3 separate regions of the Homo sapiens genome follow, and regions 2 and 3 are each linked to region 1. A link is an interaction called in ENCODE POLR2A ChIA-PET data of the cell type or tissue named here. Cell type or tissue: B cell. All regions are shown on one strand.

Region 1 (8,000 bases):
CCCAGCTACTTGGGGGCTGAAGTGGGAGGATCACTAAAGCTCAGGAGGTCAAGGCTGCAGTGAGCTGTGATCGCGCCACTGCACTCCAGCCTGGGCAACAGAGTGAGAACCTGTCTCAAAAAAAAGAAAAGAAAAAAACTTGTGCACTCCAGTCTGAGTGTCAGAGCAAGACTGTGTCTCTTTAAAAAGAAAAAAAAAAAGTCTGGACTAAAACACTGAACAACAGCAGCATGTAACTTGAGAGTTGAATAATTGGAATTAAAGAACTTTCATGCCTTTGCTGTATCTAGGAGGGCGACAGAATATTAGTTTTAGACTTCGTTAAATATGCATAGCAAAATTTCAAGGGTAATCACTAAAAGAATATTAAGAGTATGTCATTTCCAAACCAAAAGATGGAAGAATATAAAGAAAAACAAACAACTCCCAGTTGTTTAAAAAGGCAAGCATGGGGAGAAAAGACAAACAGAATACAAAACCTAAGATGATAAAGAAAGTACAAATTTATCTGAATCATAACATAAATGTACTAAATTATGCCAGTTAAAAGACAGAAATTACAGGTAACTTATAAGAGACACTCTTTTAGTAAGCTGAGTAACGGTCCCCAAGTTAACAGGTCTGAATAATGCCTGGAACCTGTAAATATTACTTTATATGGCAAAGACTACAGATATAATTAAGTATTTTGGGATTGTGAAATTATCCTGGATTACCTGGGTGGGCCCTGAATGTAATCACCAGTATCCTTATAAAATCGAGGTGGGGGAGATTTAACCACACAGAAGACAAGAAACCAATCTGACCTGGGTCACAAAGATTGGAGTGATGCAGCCACAGCCAAGGAATGTGGCAGCCATGAGAAGCTGGAAGAGGCGAGGAACAGATTCTCCCATACGACCTCCAGAGGAAGAATGCACAGCCCTAGTGACACCTTGATTTTGGTCCAGTGATATTGTTTTCAAACTTCTGGCCTCCAGAACTATGAGAGAATAATTTCTGCTGTTTTAAAGCACCACGTATGTGGTAACTTGTTACAGGAGCCACAAAAAACTAATATACCCATGAAACAGAACACAGACAGTCTGAAAATAAATGGACAAAAATACAAATACCAGGCAAACACCAAACAAAACAAAGCTGGAGTAATTATATTAATATCAGACAATGAAGACCAAGAAAATAAAAGCATTTATTCGGAATGGAAAAGGCCATAAACCTAAGTACAGCTCAACAGGAAGATGAAAAGTATAAGGTTATTCACACCTAATAAAATACTGTCAACATATATGAACCAAAAATTGCTAGAACTCACAGAGAAACTGACAAATCTACCATAATGAGATTACCATAATAATCTACCACATTGCTCAAGTCAGTAACAGTAAATAGGAAATATGAGCAATGCAAGCAAAAAGTTAGATCATTAGAGATATACAGAACCTTGCACCTCCCTTTCTCACACAAATTAAATACATATTCTTTCTTTCTTGCTTGCTTGCTTGCTTTCTTAAGATGGAGTCTCATTCTGTCGCCCAGACTGGAATGCAGTGGCATGATCTTGGCTCACTGCAGCCTACGCCTCCTAGGTTCAAGCAATGCTCCTGCCTCAGCCTCCTGAGTAGCTGGTATTACAGGCGTGTGCCACCACACTGGGCTAATTTTGTTGTATTTTTAGTACAGATGGGGTTTCACCATGTCGGCCAAGCTGGTCTCAAACTCCTGATCTCAGGTGATCCGCCCACCTCAGCCTCCTAAAGTGCTGGGATTACAGGCATGAGCCACTGCACCCAGCCCATATTCTTTAGAATACAAGGAATGTTTATAAACATTCATGTCATATCTGGCAATAAAGAAAATCACAACAAATTCCAGGGAATCAGCAGCACACAAGCCATTTCTCCGGGTGCAATGCAATTAAAACATAATAACGGCCAGACGCGGTCGCTCACGCCTTTAATCCCAGCACTTTTGGAGGCCGAGGCAGGTGGATCACCTGAGGTCAGGAGTTCAAGACCACCCTGGCCAATGTGGTGAAACCCTGTCTCTATTAAAAATACAAAAACCAGCCAGGCGTGGTGGCGGGCACCTGTAATCCCAGCTACTTGGGAGACTGAGGGAGGAGAATCGCTTGAACCTGGGAGGCGAAGGTTGCGGTGAGCCGTGATTGCACCATTGCACTCCAGCCTGGGTGACGAGAGCAAAACTCAGTCTGAAAGAAAAAAAAACAACATAATAACAGAAGAGTTTCTTCAAACCATATATTTAGAAATTTAAAGGTACATTTTAAAATAATTTATGGGCCAAAAAAGAAATCATAATGAAAATTTAAATATACATTACTAACAAAAATATTACAGTTGGAAACTATTGGCTTCACTAAAGAGATGCTTCTAGAGAGCTATATAGCCTTAAACACTTATACTAGAAAAAGACGCCGGTGGCTCACACCTGTAATCCCAGCACTTTGGGAGGCTGAGGTGGGCAGATCACCTGAGGTCAGATGTTTGAGACCAGCCTGGCCAACATGGTGAAACCCTTATCTCTACTAAAATTATAAAAATTAGCTGGGTGTGGTGGGCGCCTATAATCCCAGGTACTGGGGAGGCTGAGGTGGGAGAATTGCTTGAACCTGGGAGACAGAGGTTGCAGGGAGCCAAGATCGTGCCACTGCACTCCAGCCTGGGCAACACAGTGAGAACCTGTCTCAAAAAAAAAAAAAAAAAAAGTAAGTGACCAACTTCTAAAAAGTTACAGAAAGAACAGAGTAAAACCCAATCTAGCAACCTGTACATTCATTATGCTTTAAACACTATATGTAATTTGTATCCTTAAAACAACTCTGATGGTTAGATTACAGCTATTTCCACAGCTACAAATGTCCTGCTTATCTGAGTTTAAAAGCACCTTCAGGCCTGCCTGGGCAACATAGCAAGGCCTTGGCTCTACTAAAAAAAAAATTTTTTTAGTTAGCTGGGTGTGGTGGGGTGGGTCTGCAGGCCCAGCTGCTCAGGAAGCTGGGTGGGAGGACTGCTCGGGCCCACGAGGTCAAGGCTGCAGTGAGAGCCAAGATCGCACCGCTGCACTTCAGCCTGGGTGACAGAGCAAGACTCTGTCTCCAAAAAAAAAAAAAAAAAAAGATATTTCCTGCTTTACAAACAGTACAGAAAACACCTAGTACAGAAAATAGAAGACACTGAATGCTGCAGACACCCTAGGTCAGTGACATTGCTGGTGATTCTGTTGTCAAAGTATGTGTGCTTCAGTCCCTGGAGACGTTGCTCAGAAAAAAACTGAAATGGAGTATCTGCGAAACCCCATCTCTACAAAAACACACAAAAATCAGCCGGGTGTGGTGCTGTGCACCTGTAATCCCAGCTACTCAGTACGCTGGGGCACAAGAATCGCTTGAACCCGGGAGGCGGAGGTTGCAGTGAGCCAAGATCGCACCACTGTACTCCAGCCTGGGCGAAAGAGCGAGACTCTCTTTCAAAAAAAAAAAAAAAGAAAGAAAAGAAAAGAAAAAAAAGAAAAGAAAAGAAAAGAAAAGAAAAGAAGGAAGGAAGGAAGGAAGGAAAGAAAGAAAGAGAAAGAAAGAAAGAAAGGAAAGAAAGGAAAGAAAGGAAAGGAAAGAAAGGAAAGAAAGAAAGAAAGAAAGAAAGAAAGAAAGAAAGAAAGAAAGAAAGAAAGAAAGAAAAGAGGCCGGGTGCTGTGGCTCATGCCTGTAATCCCAGCACTTTGGGAGGCTGAGGCGGGCAGATCACCTGAGGTCAGGAGTTCGAGACCAGCCTCAACATGGGGAAACCCCGTCTCTACTAAAAATACAAAAATTAGCCGGGCGTAGTGATGCATGCCTGTAATCTCAGCTACTCGGGAGGCTGAAGTAGAATTGCTTGAACCTGGGAGGCGGAGGTTGCGGTGAGCCGAGATCGAGCCATTGCGCTCCAGCCTGGGCAACAAGAGCGAAACTCCATCTCAAAAAAAAAAAAGAATAAAAACTGAGTATCCGGATGGTGGGGGTCATCTATTTCCCCCCTAAAGACTGGTCAATTAACATCACATCCCTTCCTACTGAAGGAGACACTCAGACCAAAAGGGAGTTCATTCTATGAGACTAAAGACCATTCCTAACCTTCCTTCCTGCCTGAAGCCCTATGTGACAATAACTTGAATAACTTGATTAATGGTATCATCTGGCAACAAGGTTGGCCTTTTAAGAAAATCTTAGAAAGCATGGTTTAACCACAAAGTTCCTACTAAACTGCAAACACATGCAGCTGTATCAGACAAAAAAATACCTCTACATAGGCTTTATTTTGAGAGAGAGGGAGAGACAGACAAAAAAGAGCTACAAGGCTCTCTATTGCATCTTCTGTGTCTTTCCCTCTTAAGGCCTGCTCCTCCATCCTCTATGTTCTGGAAAAGAAGGAAAGAAAGCACACTGACAGAATCCTCACATACTGTAAGCATTGTAAGTTTGCTTACCACAGCCTCACACCTCCAGTTAGATATGACTGTTATTATTATTACTCCTATTTCTGCAGATGAGAAAAATTAGTTCAGAGAATTTCACCATTTTGATCCAGGGCCACACATCTTGAGTGGCAACATTTTTAAAAATTAGCCAGCTGTGGTGGTATGCACCAGTAGTCCTAGCTATTCCGGAGGCTGAGGTGGGGAGGATTACTTGAGCCCAGGAGTTCCAGGTTACAGTCAGCTATGATTATACCACTGTTCCCCAACCTGAACAATAGAGCAAGACTGTCTCTAAATGAAGTATACAGAGTTTTAGTGTATTCAGAGTTGTGTAACTAATCATCACAATCTAACGTTATAACATTTTCAACACCCAAAAAGAAACCCCATACACATTAGCAGTCATTCCTCATTCCCACTCCATTCTCCCCAGCTGGAGCCCCAGTCAACCCCAAATCTACCTTCTGCCTGTATAGATTTGCCTACTGGGGGTCAGGTACAGTGGCTCACACCTGTAATCCCAGCACTTTGGGAGGCCGAGGCGGGTGGGTCACTTGAGGTCAGGAGTTCAAGACCAGCCTGGGCAACGTGGTGAAACCCCATCTCTACTACAAATATAAAAATTAGCCGGGCGTGGCCAGGCGCGGTGGCTCACGCCTGTAATCCCAGCACTTTGGGAGGCCGAGGCGGGCGGATCATGAGGTCAGGAGATTGAGACCATCCTGGCTAACACGGTGAAACCCCATCTCTACTAAAAATACAAAAAATTAGCCGGGCATGGTGGCAGGCGCCTGTAGTCCCAGCTACTCAGGAGGCTGAGGCAGGAGAATGGCGTGAACCCGGGAGGCAGAGCTTGCAGTGAGCCAAGATCGTGCCACTGCACTCCAGCCTGGGCGACAGAGCAAGACACCGTCTCAGAAAAAAAAATCAGCCGGGCATGGTGGCACACACCTGTTCCCAGCTACTCAGGAGGCTGAGGCAGGAGAATCGCTTGAACTTGGGAGGTGGAGGTTGCAGTGAGCCAAGATCGCACCACTGCACTCCAGCCTGGGCAAGAGAGTGAGATTCAGTCTCACAAAAAACAAAAAACAAAAAGATTTGCCTATTGAAGACATTTCACATAAGTAAAATCATGAAGCACATGGTCTCTTGTGTCTGGCTTCTTCCACTTAGCATGTTTTCAGAGTTCATCCATGTTGTACCAGGTATGAGTGCTTCAATCCTTTCTATTGCCAACTACTATTCCATCGTATGAACAGACCACATTTTGTTGATCCACTCATTAGCTGATGGACATCTGGGGTGTTTCACTTTTTGTCTGTTAAACATAATGCTGCTCTGAACATTCACACACAAGCTTTTGTACGGACATATGTTTTCACTTGGCCTTTGCATTCTCAAAGTGTTTTCACAACATTCTCTCTTTCATGTATTACATGGCTACTTAATTTTCCGATGGAGAAAAGTGAGGCTTGGGGCAGCTAAGTGACTTTCTCACCCACTCAACTACCCTCAGCAAACCACAGTAAACCCATAGTGAAGAGCCAGTACTCCTTTCATAATACCACACTGCCTATGGTTACGGCTCCCTCTCCTGTGAAATAAATTTCAAGCGACAGTGTGCAGATGAGGGAAAACATTTTTTAGGTAAGGAACTCCCTAAATCATTCTCAATACGTTAATCCACAAAGCAAATTTAAATTAAGCCCTTCAGAGTAAGAGAAGGAGAGAAGTGTTTGGGATGGGATATTCTAAAGGTCCCTCCCAAATGATGACTTTCTCCTCCCCATGCAAACAGCCACAGCTGCCATTCCAGGCTGCAGAGGCACACATGTAGTTACATCTACTGCGCCCCATTCCTGAGGCATGCCCTTTCCAGCAAATTTGAGATATACCTGTGGACTCTGTCCCCTAACGTCAGCCCCAGATGCCAGACTCCCTGGGCCCAAGGCCTAGATGCAGAGCTCGTCTGTTCTAATACAGATAACAGTATTTTGGAGGCATATATTGCTCAGATCAATTGTATGAACCCTCTTTCCCAACCTCATGAAGCACTGTCTAGGTTTATAATATTTCTGGTAATAAAGTTCAGAAAAAAACAATAATTATATTAATAATATAAGTCATTTGCTGACAGCTTAGTAGGTACCTTTTGGCATTTACTTCATTTAATCCTCACAATAACCATGTAAGATAGGGACTATTGTTACTTTAGTGTCCATACTTAATTATGTGGAGAAAATACACAGTTGGTAGGAGTATAAACCAACGTAACTTCTTAGGAGGATAATCTGGAAACATCTACGGAAAGTAAAAGTGTAATTACTCTTTGACATGGCAATCTCACTTCTGAGAATGTATCTATAGATATACTTCATAGGTGCCCAAAGATGGAAATGTAAGAATATTAATTGGGGCCAGGAGGGTAATTTGGAAATGTCTATGCAAATGAAAAGTGCAATTATTCTTTGACATAGCAATTTCATTTCTGAGAATGTATTTATAGATGTACCTCATAAGTGCCCAATATGGAGATGTAATATTAATTGGAGCACTGCTTATAACAGTAAAAACCTGGAAACAGGTCAGGTGCAGTGACTCATGCCTGTTATCCTAGCATATTCAGAGGCTGAGACAGGAGGATCACTTGAGACCAGGAATTCAAGACCAGCCTGAGCAACACAGCTCAGGCTTTTGAAACCTTATCTCAAAAAAAAAAAAAAATTAGCCAAGCCTGTTGGCATGAACCTGCAGTCTTAGCTACTTCAGAGTCAGAGGTGGGAGAATGGCTTAAGCCCAGGAGTTCAAGGCTGCGGCAAACTATGATCACATCACTATATTCCCGCCTAGGTGACAGAGCAAGAGTCTGTCTCAAAAAAAATAAATTAATTAAATAAATATATGCTCAACATGTTTAAGCTGACAGTTATCAAAAACAGTGTTACACATTAGTTATAACAACTGTTTAAAAAGGTACTTCTAGAAAAATTAAGCTCAAAAGGCAAACTGTATTAAATGTGCTTCCCCTCATTCCTTTAAACTCAAGGTTCCTCAATGTAGAAAGGCCAGAATAAGCATTAACAATTAAACAACTCTATTAAAGTTTAATATTATGCTATGTTAAGATTCCTATTTTTTTTTTTTTTTGAGACGGAGTCTCACTCTGTCCCAGGCTGGAATGCAATGGCACGATCTCAACTCACTGTAACCTCCGCCTCCTGGGTTCAAGTGATTCTCCCGCCTCAGCCTCTTGAGTACCTGGGATTACAGGCATCCACCACCAAGCCTGACTAATTTTTGTATTTTTAGTAGAGACAGGGTTTCATCATGCTGGCCAGGCTGGCCTCGAACTCCTGATCTCAGGTGATCCACCTGCCTCGGCCTCCCAAAGTGCTGGGATTACAGACGTGAGCCACCATGCCCAGCCTTGCCTCCCACTCTATTCAAAGTCATCCCTTTGCTCACTGAGATAGATGCATATCTGGTTGCCTCCTTAGGAAAGGCTTATCAGAAACTCAAAAGAA
Region 2 (8,000 bases), 920 kb after region 1:
CTGACCACATTACCTGCCTGGCTCTTGAGCGAGGAGGCTGCCTCCATGGCCTTGTAAGAGCTTGTTCTGGCCGTTTTGTCAGTGATTGTGTCTCTCTATTATTTAAAAAAAAAAAAAAAAAAAAAAAAAGAAAGAAAAAAAAAAGAAAAGAAAAAAAGGAAAAAAAAAGAAAAAGAACAACAAAAGGAAAAGAAAGGAAAAAAAATCTCCTCATGTGAATGAACACAGGTTGCTGAAAAGTTTCGTGGCAGAAACTTCTTCCTTTGGAAATGTGTTCCACACATAAGTCATCCATGGTTGCCCAATCTCAGACTTTTTTCACAATCTGGACTGATTCTTTCTTCGCACCTCCCGCTCTCGCATCTGTCAGGAGGGCGAGGTGGGTGGGGCCACGCCAAGACCCGCTGCAGTCATGTGGTTAAGACACCTGATACGAGTCTTATTGAACATGCACCTAGACTCTCCACTGAACCCAAAGCAGAGGATGAACATGAGAAAAATGGATCCTTCCATTCAAGAGGTGCCCAATCAAGTTAGACTCAGCCCTGCTAAGTCAGGACCAACATTACTAGTATCACTATACTGAGGATTTCCAATTTTTAGACAAACACCAGATACACCTAATGAACAAAGATCATCAGTAAAACATGTCACAACTGAGAAAAGCAAGAAATGGGAGAAGGGATCATGAAGCTTTTCTCAAGGGCTGAGATTCTGAAAGGTGTGGCTGAAAACTGTCCTGTCCCCATAGCACTAGAGCAGCGCTGCCCAGGGAATGACTTGCCACTCCTGCACTCATACTCCATCTCACCCACCTGCCTGGAACCAGAGCCAGTGAGACAGGATGCGGTGAGGTGGAATCCAGAGGATCATGGACAAGGCGACAGGAGAATGCACTTGGGACAGTGCCTAGCATGTCAGAAGTGCTCAGTGCACATTGGGTGTCATATGTGGTTTGGCTCAGGTTTATAAAACCCAAATCTGAAGAGACAAGACACCATTACTTCTTTTTATCATGTGCTATCTCCTGAGATAGGAGCTAATAAAACATTACTAGCCACTTAATGTGAATTTTGGTATTCTGAGTGTCTAGGGTCATGTATTTTTTAGGTATAACATTTACACAAATATTTCAAAACAACCAGTTTCAGTATGATTGCCAGCAAAGGGCTGCTTTAATAGAAGGTAACCTGGCCAGCCGCAGTGGCTCACACCTGTAATCCCAGCACTTTGGGAGGTGGAGGTGGGCGGATCACTTGAGGTCAGGAGTTTGAGACCAGCCTGGCCAACATGGTGAAACCCCATCTCTACTAAAAATACAAAAAAATTAGCTGGACATGGTGGCACGCACCTGTAATCCCAGCTACTCGGGAGTCTGAGGCAGGAGAATCACTTGAATCGAGGAGGCGGAGGTTGCAGTGAGTGAAGATTGCACCACTGCACTCCAGCCTGGGTGACGAAGTGAGACTCCCTCTCAAAAAAAAAAAAAATTAGGTGACCAGAGCAAATGTTAAGTGCAGGCTTCCTGGTAACTACAAACCTTAGTGACTACAGGTGAATCTGACCTAGCTTACTGCTGAACACTTGATCACTCAACAACCTCACCTATGGCAGGTGCCCCAGAAGAATGTTCTGTGGGCCAGAAAAATGGCGCAGGGCCTGCCTGCTCCTCTCAACTACAAATACAAGTTTAAAGAAATAAGGTAAATGATATGGTGTCCACATATTTACACCTTAGCAATATGTGAGATGTATTTTCCATTCTTTGAAATAAAAAGAGCATTTTAACTCAGATCAGTGAAAAACAGGATGAAGCTTTACTCAAAATCACAAATATACAACTACTCTGTCAGAACTTTTTTTTTTTTTTTTTTTTTTGAGATGGAGTCTCCTTCTGTCACCCAGGCTGGAGTGCAGTGGCGCAATCTCAGCTCACTGCAACCTCCGCCTCCCAGGTTCAAGTGATTCTCCTGCCTCATCCCGAGTAGCTGAGATTACAGGCATGCACCACCACACCCGACTAATTTTTGTATTATTAGTAGAGATGGGGTTTCACCATGTTGGCCAGACTGGTCTTGATCTCCTGACCTCAGGTGATCCACCTGCCTCAGCCTCCCAAAGTGCTGGGATTACAGGTGTGAGCTACCACACCCGGCCAGAACTATTATCGAATAAAATAGAAATTCAAACAAAGTACAAAGTCTAATTAAAGTCTCAGTTCATGAAAAAGTTAACCGGACATCTGAGACAGTTGAAATGAATGGCACCACTTCATACACTAGGAAAAGGGCTCACGTCTTCTACATGCATGGGCACCATACGCTAGACAGAATAACCCGGTGTTTCCTTGGTTGGTTTCACTCCCCTGCAGGTACCAGGCAAACTCTGTCCCTGGACACATGCTGGCAGTAAGCGAGGAGCACAAGGACCCGGGGCTGGCTTTGTATCTATGCTGCACTTTTCCTGCACAGCCTGTTTAGTATTCCCATTCAGTAAACAATAACATGAATTACTAATAAACTAAATAAAATCTAGGTTCATTGCCTTTAATGAACTGTTGACTTTTTATTGACATGTAACACATATCTCTAATGGACTTTGATGCCAGTTCATTACTTACATCCTGAATAATAAGCCCTATAGAGAGGTTATGGTGTTTGGGGGTTTTTTTGTTTGTTTTTTTTTGAGACAGAATCTTGCTGTGTCGCCCAGGCTGGAGTGCAGTGGCATGATCTCAGCTCACAGCAACCTCTGCCTGTCAGGTTCAAGCAATTCTCCTGCCTCAGCCTCTTGAGTAGCTGGGATTACAGGTGCACGCCACCATGCCCAGCTAATTTTTTGTATTTTTAGTAGAGACGGGGTATTACCATCTTGGCCAGGCTGGTCTCGAACTCCTGACCTCAAGCAATCCACCTGCCTCGGCCTCCCAAAGTGCTGGGATTAGAGACGTAAGCCACCACACCCGGCCAAAGAGGTTATTTTTAGTGACAATTTTGTCCAATCTAAAAAACAAGTATTACTCAAAGCATTTGGATGTCTGTTTTCTTGCAGAGCAACACACCATCGGTTTCTGTGATAACACCCCTGGAGGGTAAGAACCTGCAAGCAGCCTTTCTCAATGGGGTTCTGTAAGAAATGCAAGCCTTCTGCTGAATACCAGCCTGGAAGGAGCTGGGTGCACTGACACCTGCATCTCATGTGTGCTCCCATGCAGGGAAACAGTGGCACCAAGAGTCACAGAGCATACACTCTGACAGGTCAAGCAAACCTGGAACACAATTACCTTCCGAAGACTGTGCTTGTCCGTCCTGAGTCTTTTCCTGGGTGTGTCCTCAGCTTCAGCATCTTCTGTAGGGTCCTGTATCCTCTTTGTGTGGTTTCTTTTTTTCCCATTTACATTACCTTGGAATGGGGAATGGGGAAAATGTACATGAAAACCACTCCAAAAGCTGCATTTGAAGCACTGTGAGAACCTACCCAGGGCATTCAACATACAGATCCAGCCCATGATGGGTTTCCTGTAACCCTGCTGATTTCCAGGGCTTATGTCTTACAGATCAAATCTCTTTACAACAAAAAAACTGGTGACTATATCTAACCTTAGGGATTATATTAGCATCTGTTTTATCTGTTTTTTATATATATATATATATATATATATATATATTTTTTTTTTTTTTTTTTTTTTTTTTTTTTTTAAGATGGAGTCTCGCTCTGTCACCCAGGCTGGAGGGCAGTGGCACAATCTCAGCTCACTGCAACCTCCGCCTCGTGGGTTCAAGCCATCCTCCTGCCTCAGCCTCCTGAGTAGCTGGGATTACAGGCACGTGCCACCACGCCCAGCTAATTTTTATATTTTTAGTAAAGATGGGTTTTCACCATGTTGGTCAGGCTGGTCTCGAACTCCTGTCCTCGTGATCCGCCTGCCTCGGCCTCCCAAAGTGCTGGGATTACAGGCGTGAGCCACCGCGCCTGGCCTTATAATTATAATTTAATGTATTAAAGCATTAAATTTAAATATAACCCAGTATTTTATCTATTTATTTATTTTTGAGATGGAGTTTCGCTCTTGTAGCTCAGGCTGGAGTGTAATGGCACAATCTCAGCTCACTGCAACCTCTGCCTCCTGATAGCCCAGTATTTTAAAAAAATCTTTTCCTAGGCCGGGCATGGTGGCTCATGCCTGTAATCCCAATACTTTGGGAGGCTGAGGTGGGCGGATCACCTGAGGTCGGGAGTTTGAGACCAGCCTGACCAACATGGAGGAACCCCATCTCTACTAAAAATACAAAATTAGCCAGGCATGGTGGCACATGTCTGTAATCTCAGCTACACAGGAGGCTGAGGCAGAAGAATCGCTTGAACCCAGGAGGTGGAGGTTGCAGTGAGCCGAGATTGTGCCATTGCACTCCAGCCTGGGCAACAAGAACGAAACTCTGTCTAAAAAAAAAACGAAAAACAAAAAAAAAATCTTTTCCTTACTAACATTCAAAGACTTGTGGAATTTAAGTTGAACTTAAAAAAAAAAACAACTTGCTACTTTTTAAACATTTCCTTAAACATGTTAAGTAGTAACACAACATTTATATATGCAAATTAAGGGCTTCCTCCATGTTTGCTCAGCTGTTCCATGTGTTAGGTGTTCCCAGGAATAGCAGTTAATCCAAGACCTAAGGCATCCAAACAATATCAACCTAAGACGGTAAGGTGTAAGTGCAAATTCTACAGAGATGATTAATTTCAACATGCCAATGTTTATTTTAAATATAAATCCAATATTATCATTTGCATGACTGCTTTACGGAGGGGTTCAGGGTTTTTATTAATGGACTCTTCATAAAACATCTTGCAGGGCCGGGCGCGGTGGCTCACACCTGTAATCCCAGCACTCTGGGAGGCCGAGGTGGGTGGATCACGAGGTCAGGAGATCGAGACCATCCTGGCTAACAGAGTGAAACCCCGTCTCTACTAAAAATACAAAAAAAAAAATTAGCTGGTCATGGTGGCGGGCGCCTGTAGTCCCAGCTACTCGGGAGGCTGAGGTAGGAGAATGGCATGAACCCGCCAGGCGGAGCTTGCAGTGAGCCGAGATCGCGCCACTGCACTCCAGCCGCCTGGGCGACAGAGCAAGACTCCAACTCAAAGAAAAAAAACATCTTGCAGAAGGACACTGTTGCCCTGAAGGACGCTGTCACCCTCAAGCCTCACTACTGTTGGGACAGGAGACACCAGCAAAAGAGTGCTCAGCTCCACAGGGTCCAGCAAGGCCTCAGGCAGAGGTACAAGTAAGTGTCCGTGCCCTGCTGCCAATGCATTCACAGAGCCTCACCTCAGGTCTAGGCCTGAGCCCAATGCGCAAGAAGAGTCAGCAGCCAAAGCGTGGGGGCCCTCACCAGCTGCAGTTCCAGCCTGGTGTGATGGGGGCCAGGCAAGCAGCCCTCGTGAAGCCCACTCCTGGCCACACCACTGCAGGCTGGTGCAAAGGCAGTCTGGGGAAGAAGCCCGTGGAATGCTCGGCAGCAGGACCTGCTCAGGCACTGCCAAGCATAGGCACCACATGGCACAGCCAGCCAAACTCTCGAGGCCCCCCTCAGGCAGGTCTGCCTTCAGAACACCCGTTCGTGAGCACAAAGCCAGCCCCGCGCCTCGCTTTCCCACAGGCGAGGTCCTTGACACAGCACATCCTCGACACAGCACCTCCTGAGCACCTCTCCATTCATCCAGGATGAGGCAGCAGCCGCTTCTTACAGAAACAAGCAACAGGGGCATCTGTATGGATTTTCATTTTTTTTGAGATGGAGTTTCGCTCCTGTTGGCCATTCCATTGGCTGGAATCCAATGGCACGATCTCGGCTCACTGCAATCTCCGCCTCCCAGGTTCAAGCGATTCTCCTGCCTCAGCCTCCCAAGTAGCTGGGATTACAGGCATGTGCCACCACGCCTGGCTAATTTTGTATTTTTAGTAGAGATGGGGTTTCTCCATGCTGGTCAGGCTGGTCTCAAACTCCCGACCTCAGGTGATCTGCCCACCTCGGCCTCCCAAAGTGCTGGGATTACAGGCGGGAGCCACTGCGCCGGGCTGGAATTTTTTTTTTTTTTTTTTTTTGGAGATTGACTCTTGCTCTGGCGCCAAGGCTGGAGTGCAGTGGCGTGATCTTGCCTCACTGCAACCTCTGCCTCCCGGGTTCAAGAGATTCTCGTGCCTCAGCCTCCCGAGTAGCTGGGATTACAGGCATGCACCACCAGGCCTGGCTAATTTTTTTGTATTTTTAGTAGAGATGGGGTTTCACCATGTTGGCCAGGCTGGTCTTGAATTCCTGGCCTCAAGTGATCCACCCACCTTGGCCTCCCAAAGTGCTGGGATTACAGGTGTGAGCCACCGTGCCCAGACATCTGTGTAGATTTCTAACACTGAGGTCATGGGCGCGTGACAATGATGTGGTGCGCCATCCTAGTTGTTAGCACCAGGGTCACCTGAAAGTCAGGATTAAAGGACACCCAAGAACCTGCATACACCTGACACACACTGTGGGCAGAAACTCAACTGTCACTTCTATCCACTAAGCACTCAGCAAAATATAACACAATCAAATTTATGCTTACACTTCGAGGGTAAGCTGAATCTGGCTTCAGGAAGAGCTGGCTCATTTTTAAATAAGCCAGTCATTTAAAAGGAACACGTCTCTAAATTTAGTGTACTGATAGAGTGAGGTATATTTTCTTTTAAAGAAAATATACAAGTCCTAAATATCCTTGCTATTCTAAATTATAGTATTTGCAATGAACACTGAGGAAGTTGAACAAATTCAAGATTAATGAGATAGCTGATGAAGAGATCTAGAAACACCTAAATCAAGATGAAAACATCTGAGAAAGAGAAAGGTGACAGCAGGCACATGTGGCCAGACCCTTTCGCTTCTGGGCCCCGACTTCCCTTTAGGTGAGTCTTGAAACACTTTATGTTTGGACTCTCCAAAGCTCCTCAATGATGACTCTTCAGATATACAGTACTTTTTTTTTTAATTTTAAATTGATACCCTAATATGTCAGTTATTTTTACATTCAAATCTCAGTTTTCCACAATTTACATCCAAGCACATATTTATCACAAATCTAACCACTGTTACACATCTTCAAATCTTACAATGTCAGCTCTCCCTCCTCTTGCCACTGCCCAAAGCAAACTAGCACTTTTGGTTTTTTTAAGCCGAAGGCCTAGGAAGGACCAAAGGATACCTGAATTCAAGGTCAGTCCAGTCACCCTTCTTGCCCTATGAGCTCTCAGGCAAACAAGCCAGGAGCTGCCCACACTCCGGACCCCTGTAAGGTGCAGACTACAGCCGAAACCAGGAGGATTGCTCTCAGAAGCAAGAAAAGTGCTGCCTCCTCGGAAGTCACAGGCCTGAAGGCTGACCCTACCACATCATGTAAGCCTGGAATCCAAGAGACGACCTTCCCTCCCCTTCCTTCTTGTGTCCTCTCTTCACACAGCCCCATCAGCAGCAGTGACCACAGTGGCTGCTCAACTTGGGTAGGAGAGCAAGGGAGCCACAGGCCAGAAGGCACTACATTGAATAGCTCTCATAAGCCAGTAAACGCAGATGGCAGAAGCTGTTTTTACTGTGACCACACGCACTTGGACCGCTGGCCCAAACCCCACGGGTCAGAAACAGGGAGAGTGGACACACTTCCCTACGGTTCCAAGATCAGAGCTCAGCTTGCTACACTACACACATCAACCCAAGCAGAGGACATCAGCATAATGCTATGTTTACCAGAGTCTTCTTCAGCCTGGACAGGGGCCACCAGGGCAAACTTGGTGTTGTAGCGTGCTCTCTGCTTCTCACTCAGCAGACTCCACTGTGACCTGAGCAGCTCTTCAATCTCCTCACCTGAAGCATCTGGGTGCTCAGCTACCACCTGTGGGAACGGGAGAAGGTGCAATGAGAAGTTAAATCCGTAAAACTCATTGGGTTTTGTTTTGCATGAAATCAAATGCA
Region 3 (8,000 bases), 340 kb after region 1:
GTTTCACCAGTCAAAACCTATGGAGCAGTCAGAAGCCCGAAGCATCCAAGCCCAGTGGCCAGGAAGCTTCTGAAATAAACGGCACTGGGTTGGGAAGGATGAGAAAGCCAAGACAGGTGGGCCAGGTTCTCCGAACATGGGGCAACAGTGACCTGGGCAAAAGCCTGGAACTGAGCGGCTGATAAGGCCACAATTACTGCCACCACCTCTCAGTATCTACACGGGGGCAGACGTTAGGCAGTGGGAACTGAGGACTGGAGGGCGTGTGGCAAACACGGGATGGATTTTATCAGAAAAGAGAGGACACCCAAACACGTGCCTGCCCTATTTATCTTGCATGTCCTGTGCCAGGTGAAGGACGCTGGAGCATGGGTAAGGTTCCTGAGAACAACTGGTGGGCAGAAACGGGCTGGGATGGGCACTGCTCCACAGGCAACATTAAGCCTCTGAGGGGGACACTAATAGTGCTACATCTTGTGGGCTGCTGAAAAGTAGGTAACGAATGGCCTTTATTGCACTTTTTCGTTCTTAGGAAACAGGGGAGTGCCCTGCAGAGTTTCTCTTGATTTGCAGAAATCACTGCAGATCAATGATAAGGTGCAGGCAGAATCACGGGTGACCTCTGACTCTCAAGGGAAGAAGTCCAGTGATTGGTCTTTCCAGGGCCTCAAGGGGCCACTCTTCAACCTGGGATCCTCGAGCTGGGTGAACCGGGTCTGGCTTGGTCAATGTGTGGCAGGCAGATTGGTCGACCGGCAGACACTTGGGACAAAAGGTGGTGTGCCCGGGAAAGCTGGGGCAAACTTTCCAAACAGGGAAAATTTCTTGGCAAATGTGCAGATTCTGCAACCAGACTGGAACCACGATTCCCAATGCGCCTGACTCCCTTTCTCCCACTCTAGAACTGGACCACCCCAGAGGAACAGAGATGGCCTGGGAGGGCCCTGGGTCCAGCGCCATAGCATCAAACTGGAGATAACAAAAGGAAGGGGTTGGAAACAAAAGAGCAGTTTACATATCAGATGTTGGTTTCGAAACAGTCTTTTTGATCTCAGGAAAATGGAGGCAGATACCACTGGAGAACCTGGCTGTCTGTCTGTCCATCCGTCTCTCCTGGGGGGCTCTGAATACTTCATATATAAATGGGGTGGTACCGTTTGTGGTTGATCTTTTTCCTACAAGTTGGGCAAGTATTAGCATTCTTCAGGGAATCACGGAGGCACTGGCTACAGAAGACATGGCCGCATTCTGTGGAAACGATGAGACGTCCATTCTGCACGATCTAGAAGGCATTAAAAAGAAGAGCCTCCGAGTTTGCCCTTGTCCCAGAGCAGCCATGGGGCCAGAGAATCCCACCCACCTATGCCTAAGATGACTAATTAAAGGAAAGCAAGGGCCAGGCTACAACAGGGAGGGGTCTGGAGAGCTAACTGTGTCTGCTGTGGTCTCTCTCAGCTGGAGAGCAGGAGGCAGGGGCCATGGCATCTCAACAGTGTGACAGCCCAAGAGGGTTATGAGGGACCCCAGTAAACACTAGCAGCTTTCAGTTAGAGCCAGGATGGGGCACAAAAAAGGAGGACGCATTTGCACCCGGAAGCTCAGGGCATACAGGAGTATAGGGGCTGAAGGTGAAAGTTGTAGGGTCCAAGGAGAAACTGGCACATTCTCCCCTCACAGGCAGATCTGCAATAAGTGACGGCCCAGGCATGACTGTGAGTAGGGGTGTCCAATCCCACCGAGGGGGAAGATCCTGTCTCATCCAATTCTTTCAGTGAAGTTTAGAAACCAGAAGCCTGGAAGATACAGCTTGGTTTACTTACCTCTGAGTATCCGTCCATGCAGATGGGACAACTGACAGTACCTGAGGGCCTAAGAGCACAGTGCTTCACGTTAGTTTCTCAGTCAACGCAAACATTTTATTATACCCTGTCACGTGAGTGGCCCCTATCCCCTACAAGAGTCCCGTCCCTGGCCTCCTGACTCTGCCTTAGCGCGGGCATCCGAGAGACTTTCAGGAAAGCCAACTGCCCCAAGGGCATGTGGGAGGGTGAACATGAGAAGGTGCACACAACCTGAGTCACCCTGCCCTCCCCCAGGCCCCTACCAGCCCCAGGATCCCTGTCTGGGGCCACTGGGACTGTCTGCACACACTGTGTCAGCGCTTGGCATCCTCTGGTTACAGTGGGAATAGCTGGACTCAGTTCTGGACCCAGTTCCAACTGTATCCAGATGCTGGGTAGAGGCTTGGGCAAGCCCTTCCAGGGCCAAGGGCTCACAGATTTGCTGAAAAGTATTCCCATGCCCTGGCCCCACATCCTAGCATGGCGGCAGCAGAGCTGGGGGCACGTTGGTACCTGAGGCCTGTAGCGCCCTCATCCCTGGCGTTTCTGGGAGTATGGGTAGTCACATATACGTCTCTGTCCCTGGACAACTCCTCATCGTCACTGCTCACCACACAGCTGTCAGCATGGTCCTGGGGCAGCCTCCTAGCATTCCTCCTTGGTCTTCTTCTTTCTAAGGTAAGAGGTCACATTTTCAGGTTGGAGGCTCTCTACTCTTACCATCCTCACCACTCCCATCCTGACGCCTCTTAAGACCCTCTTCCTTCCCTGCCTGGGACCCCCAGAGACAAACTGCTGCCATGCTCAGCTATAACCCAGAAGGTTCTGCCCAGCTCTGGAGGCCACTATCTTATCTTCCCAGGAGAAACCCCCCAACCCCTGCTGTGAGCTACCAGCCTTCTCCAAAATCTGGTAGGCCACAAGAAAGGACTATAGCTCAGTGCTCAATGATAGTGGTGAAGTTTCTTCAGCAGGCACAAGGGGGACTGGCTGTGTGGGTCTGACCACAGCATCTGCGAAGGCATCTTCCTGCTTGGAGCGCTCCAAGCCCTTGGGGATGGTCTGGCAAGACCTGCAGCACCGCGGCTCTCACCTATGCCAGTTTCCTCTCCAAACCCAGTGAAAAAGGAAACGAAACCACTCACCGTCAACAATCTTGTAAACAGAAGGAGAAAAACAAAAGAGAAAGAAGCAATCAGTTTGATATAAGTGATAAACGAAGCCATTTCTTTTTTCTGACGTGTGACACCCTCTGTGGAACCCTCTGGTGAGCAGCAGAGGCCCCACCCTCCTCCCACCCACAGAGGATCTGTGCACCTCTCCCAGTCAGTCAAGCCCACTTCCCAAGTCACTCCACCTCCCAGCTGATGTGCTGTGTCTCTCCCTGCTGGGTGTTTAGTGGAGTCTCCTGGAGCGTGAACACAGCCACAGCCACACCATGTGCTGACTGCAAGACCTGGGGACCTTCCTTACTATCTGGGGGCTGCCACAGCCACACCATGTGCTGACTGCAAGACCTGGGGACCTTCCTTACTATCTGGGGGCTGCCACAGCCACACCATGTGCTGACTGCAAGACCTGGGGACCTTCCTTACTATCTGGGGGCTGCCACAGCCACACCATGTGCTGACTGCAAGACCTGGGGACCTTCCTTACTATCTGGGGGCTGCCACAGCCACACCATGTGCTGACTGCAAGACCTGGGGACCTTCCTTACTATCTGGGGGCTGCCACAGCCACACCATGTGCTGACTGCAAGACCTGGGGACCTTCCTTACTATCTGGGGGCTGCCACAGCCACACCATGTGCTGACTGCAAGACCTGGGGACCTTCCTTACTATCTGGGGGCTGCCACAGCCACACCATGTGCTGACTGCAAGACCTGGGGACCTTACTTACTATCTGGGGGCTGCAGCTTTCTCTTCTGAAGCAGAGTCACCAGAGCCCACATCTGACTGTGCTGTTGTGAGGGTTACGTGAGGCAGTGAACATTTAGACAGCACTAGGGGCATGATGCTCTCTCAAGCTGACGCGACCAATGTAGGCCACTGCCAAGGTGGAGCCTTCATGTGGAGGAGGATTTGCATTGCTCAGTAGGTTGTTACAAGTAACTAACAGAGAAAAGCAGGCTATGCATGACCAATGCGTGTGACACACACCAAGGATTGAACACAATCCAATTCTCTGTCCTGGGGGCCTAAGAACCTGACAAGCCTCTCACCTGCCAGCTCAGAACTTACATCTAGACAATTTCTGCTCCAACAGTTTCAAACGTGGTTCCTCCCACCTTCTGGCCAAGTGCTCTTACCCATCTAGGGGGGCCAGTGGAACGCCCTTTCCCTCTTGCTGAGCACGTAGGAGGGGCTGTTTCAGGAAAGTTCTCACCACCAAAGCCCTACTGCTCACCTCACCCTGCCTGTCCCCTGGGCAGGACATCCTGCCCTACAGTGACAAGAAGCTCTAATCCTCTACTCTGACTCCCGTGCAGCCAGGATCCTAGACGTGAACCGAGTTCCCTCAAACAGACACACTCATGCTACTGGCAGGGCAGGGGATGGAGGCCGATTTGAGCTGCTGAGGGTGTTGGCACTGGCAGGCACAGCTGCATCCTGAAGAAACACTTCTGGCAGAGGCTGCTATGTCTTGAGCCCAGGCCTCTCCTCCCTAGAAAGGGTCTGCAGTACTGTCTACACGAACCCAAAGATATGAGTGCAGGGGGTGGATGCCGCCTCCAGACCTTCTTCATGGAGCAGACACAGCAGCTCCCTAGGTGGGTCAATGCTTCGAGGTCAAGAGTTATTCCTGGAGACCCAGCCCAGACACTGCTGATTTAGGCTTCTCCTTCCATGTTAAAATCCACTAAGCTTAGGAATAATTAGAGTGGATTTTGTTTCCCAAATGGCATCCTGACATACACAAACGGCCATGCAGGAAGAATGCAGGACTGAGTATAAAGGTCTTTGATTTGAGGATGAGAATATAATCCACATACGTGGAGCCACTGAAACGTGCTCCCCTTTCCTCTTAGAGGAGACTGCAGACGGTGAAAAGGGAAATCTGGGGACAATCAGTCAACCTCACCATCAGGACCAAACTTACCAGGGCCGGCACAATGTACTGTCCGCATGAAATCTAGAAAAGGAGGCTCTGGTAACAGTGCTGGCCCTTGGGGAAAGCCTTGGGTTTAGCTGGGAGCAAAAGCAAATTCTTCTGTGGCTAGAAATGACCCCAGCTTTCTACAGCTCCAACATGCCCCCACCCTCTGCCAAGATGACCCACTAATTAGGTGTGGACACCTGGAAAGGGTATGACACTCCCAGTGCCCCAGCCATGACAGTGCGCGTACTGAGTCTTTATGGTCTCTTGTGAGTCATACCCAGCTTGCCTGTGGATGGTACCAAACTGAGGCCTGTCCTGAGCACTGAGCCCAGGGGCTGCTGGCAAGCAGCAGGTGATACACACACAACTACTGGGGTGCATAAGAACAGGGTCGCCAGAGTGTTTCCTCACTGGTAACAATTCTGACTGTCCCCGCTTTTAATGAGAGAAAAACAGCTTCCAGATGAGTCTTCAGTATAAGAACAACACCACAGGCTGGGCGCGGTGGCTCACACCTGGAATCTCAGCACTTTGGGAGGCCGAGATGGGCGGATCACTCGAGGTCAGGAGTTCGAGACCAGCCTGACCAACATGGTGAAACCCTGTCTCTACTAAAACTACAAAAATTAGCTGGGTGTGGTGGCGCGTGGCTGTAGTCCCAACTACTTGGGAGGCTGAAGCAGGAGAATCACTTGAACCCAGGAGGTGGAGGGGGCAGTGAGCCGAGGTCACGCCATTGCACTCCAGCCTAGACAACAATAGCGAAACTGTCTCAAAAAGAAAAAAAGAAAAGCACAGGCCCGGTGGCTCATGCCTGCAATCCCAGCATTTTGGGAGGCAGAGGCGGGCAGAAAACCTGAGGTCGGGAGTTTGAGACCAGCCTGGCCAACATGGTGAAACCCTGTCTCTACTAAAACTACAAAAATTAGCCGGGTGTGGTGGTGGGCACCTGTAATCCCAGCTACTTGGGATGCTGAGGCAGGAGAATCACTTGAGCCCGGGAGGTGGAGGCTGCAGTGAGCTGAGATCCATTGTACTCCAGCCTAGGCGACAATAGTGAAACTGTCTTTAATTAAAAAAAAAAAAAAAAAAAAAAAAAGGCCTGGGGCAGTGGATCATGCCTGTAATCCCAGCACTCTGGGAGGCAGAGGCGGGCAGATCACCCGAGGTCGGGAGTTTGAGACCAGCCTGACCAACATGGAGAAACCCCGCCTCTACTAAAAACACAAAATTAGCCGGGCATGTGGTGGCTCATGTCTGTAATCCCAGCTACTCAGGAGGCTGAGGCAGGAGACTCACTTGAACCTGGGAGGTGGAGGTTGTGGTGAGCCGAGATTGCACCACTGCACTCCAGCCTGGGCAACAAGAGTGAAATTCCGTCTCAAAAACAAAACAAAACAAAAACAAAAAACAAAACAAAACAAAACAAAAACCAAACAAACAAAAAAACAAAACCAACGACCACAGCCTGGCCTCTCAGCTGGTGGACAATACAGTATTGATTACTGGTGTTCCCTCCACCCAGTGGCCGAGTCACATCAAATTCCAGAATCCCTGCAGACATCTCAAGAACTCTGTAATGAACCTAAATCACAGCTATGGCCCTGCAGGTGGCACAGTACTTGCCCAGCACAGAAGATAGGTGCAGAGGGAAGAGTACCAGCGCTTCATAAATGCCTACCAGATGAGTTGAGAGATGGATAGAGGTGTAACACAAGCTCTGGGGCCTCTAATCTATTTGAGAGGCTTTTAAGATAAGTGAAAAACCAAAACTGAAATAACAACAATTAACTAATCCCCTGAACTGAATAGTTTAATTAGTACTGTGGTAAGCTAGCCCAAGATCAGAAATTCACACTTCCTCGGCTGGGCATGGTGTCCCATATCTGCAATCCCAGCACCCTGGGAGGCCAAGGCGGGATGAATCACTTGAGCTCAGGAGGTCGAGACCATCCTGGGCAACACGGCGAGATCCCGTCAATACAAAGAATAAGCTGGGCATGGCAGTGTGTACCTGTAGTCCCAGTACTCCTGGGGCTGAGGCAGGAGGATCTCTTCAACCTGGGAGGTTGAGGCTACAGTGAGCTGAGCTCGGGCCCCTGCCTTCCAGCCTGGGCAACAGAGCAACACCCTGTCTCAAAAAGAGAAAAGAAAAAAAAAAAGAAAAAGATTCACTCACTCATACATTTTATTTTACTCTAGCTTCTTCTCAACTATGGACAACAGTCCATAGGTCAGAGCATTTAGAGACGAGTGGACCTGCAGCAGGCACATCTGATTGGTCACTCGAAGCCCCTTTGTGCTTCTAAAAGCACAGGTGAGCCTCAGAACACCTCTGCATGAAAGAAGCAAGTATAGGAATCACTGGGTCCCGTGCACTCAGGCTGGCCCCTGGCATTTCTAGGAATGTTCACCCAGCCAAGGGCACCAAGACACACTTGCTTTAGACAACTTTACAGCTCACAGCACTGCACATTGCTCCACTGGAAAAACAGCCATCTCCAAGCACTGTGCACACAAAAGGCTACTCAATGTCCAACAGCTACACACATCATGCAGTTACTGATGCCTGTTACTTGCGGCACTGGCAGGAAAGTCGGGAAGACTGGTGCGGACAATCACATTGTAGTTGAGTAGCCAACCCATCTTGGCTAATTCCTGGATATGATGTTTGGGCTTTTCTGAGCTCTTCTTTCTTTCTATGGAATTGGGCTGGCTCACTTATTCCAACAGTGTGCCTCCTGTGTCCTTTACACCCAGAGATCTACAGGGTTCTGTCCCTCCCTCCTTCCCTCCCTCCCTCCCTCTTCCTTCCTTCCTTCCAGAAAAGCCTTTATCAAGCATCCTTTCTACAGAGTCTCATAAATGGAAAACCAGGCAGGATACAGAATAAAACACACATAGTGTGACTTATTCATACATTATAGAAACAGACCAAAAAAAGATTCCAGAAAAATCAACCTTACTAAGAGACAATCTTTGGAAATTTAAGAAAAACAGCCTAAGTAACATTTTCAATAACCTTCCCCTTAAAGAATCTCGATTCCTTAAAGAGAGTT

What was found. Peaks named below come from ENCODE experiments on the same cell type or tissue, not always from the same donor. Only the 100,000 strongest peaks of a DNase experiment are listed, where the experiment ranks them.
Region 2: POLR2A ChIA-PET joins it to region 1 with 6 read pairs; 2 of 35 experiments call an interaction of 5 or more read pairs at or near these places.
Region 3: POLR2A ChIA-PET joins it to region 1 with 6 read pairs; 3 of 35 experiments call an interaction of 5 or more read pairs at or near these places.

What each region holds. Positions count from the first base shown.
Region 1 is chr4:2,847,836-2,855,835 of GRCh38, reverse strand. The region is part of intron 1 of ADD1 (adducin 1); the gene reads right to left. Among named protein-coding and RNA genes, the nearest start is that of ADD1, 8.0 kb to the right of the region's middle. RefSeq lists enhancers at 2,874-2,933, 3,064-3,113. In B cell, a CTCF peak has its summit at 3,771; DNase peaks (open chromatin) are centred at 3,275 and 4,130; H3K4me3 peaks cover 2,319 bases; H3K27ac peaks cover 7,677 bases.
Region 2 is chr4:1,930,546-1,938,545 of GRCh38, reverse strand. NSD2 (nuclear receptor binding SET domain protein 2) reads right to left here. Exons shown (of 22, transcript NM_001042424.3): 6 at 7,776-7,920; 7 at 3,284-3,402; 8 at 14-95. Among named protein-coding and RNA genes, the nearest start is that of MIR943, 52 kb to the left of the region's middle. In B cell, no CTCF peak of the experiment used is centred here; no DNase peak of the experiment used is centred here.
Region 3 is chr4:2,506,952-2,514,951 of GRCh38, reverse strand. RNF4 (ring finger protein 4) reads right to left here. Exons shown (of 8, transcript NM_002938.5): 5 at 2,987-2,996; 6 at 2,355-2,514; 7 at 1,821-1,869; 8 at 1-1,282. The coding sequence ends at 1,133. Among named protein-coding and RNA genes, the nearest start is that of FAM193A, 26 kb to the left of the region's middle. In B cell, no CTCF peak of the experiment used is centred here; a DNase peak (open chromatin) is centred at 3,031; H3K27ac peaks cover 3,155 bases.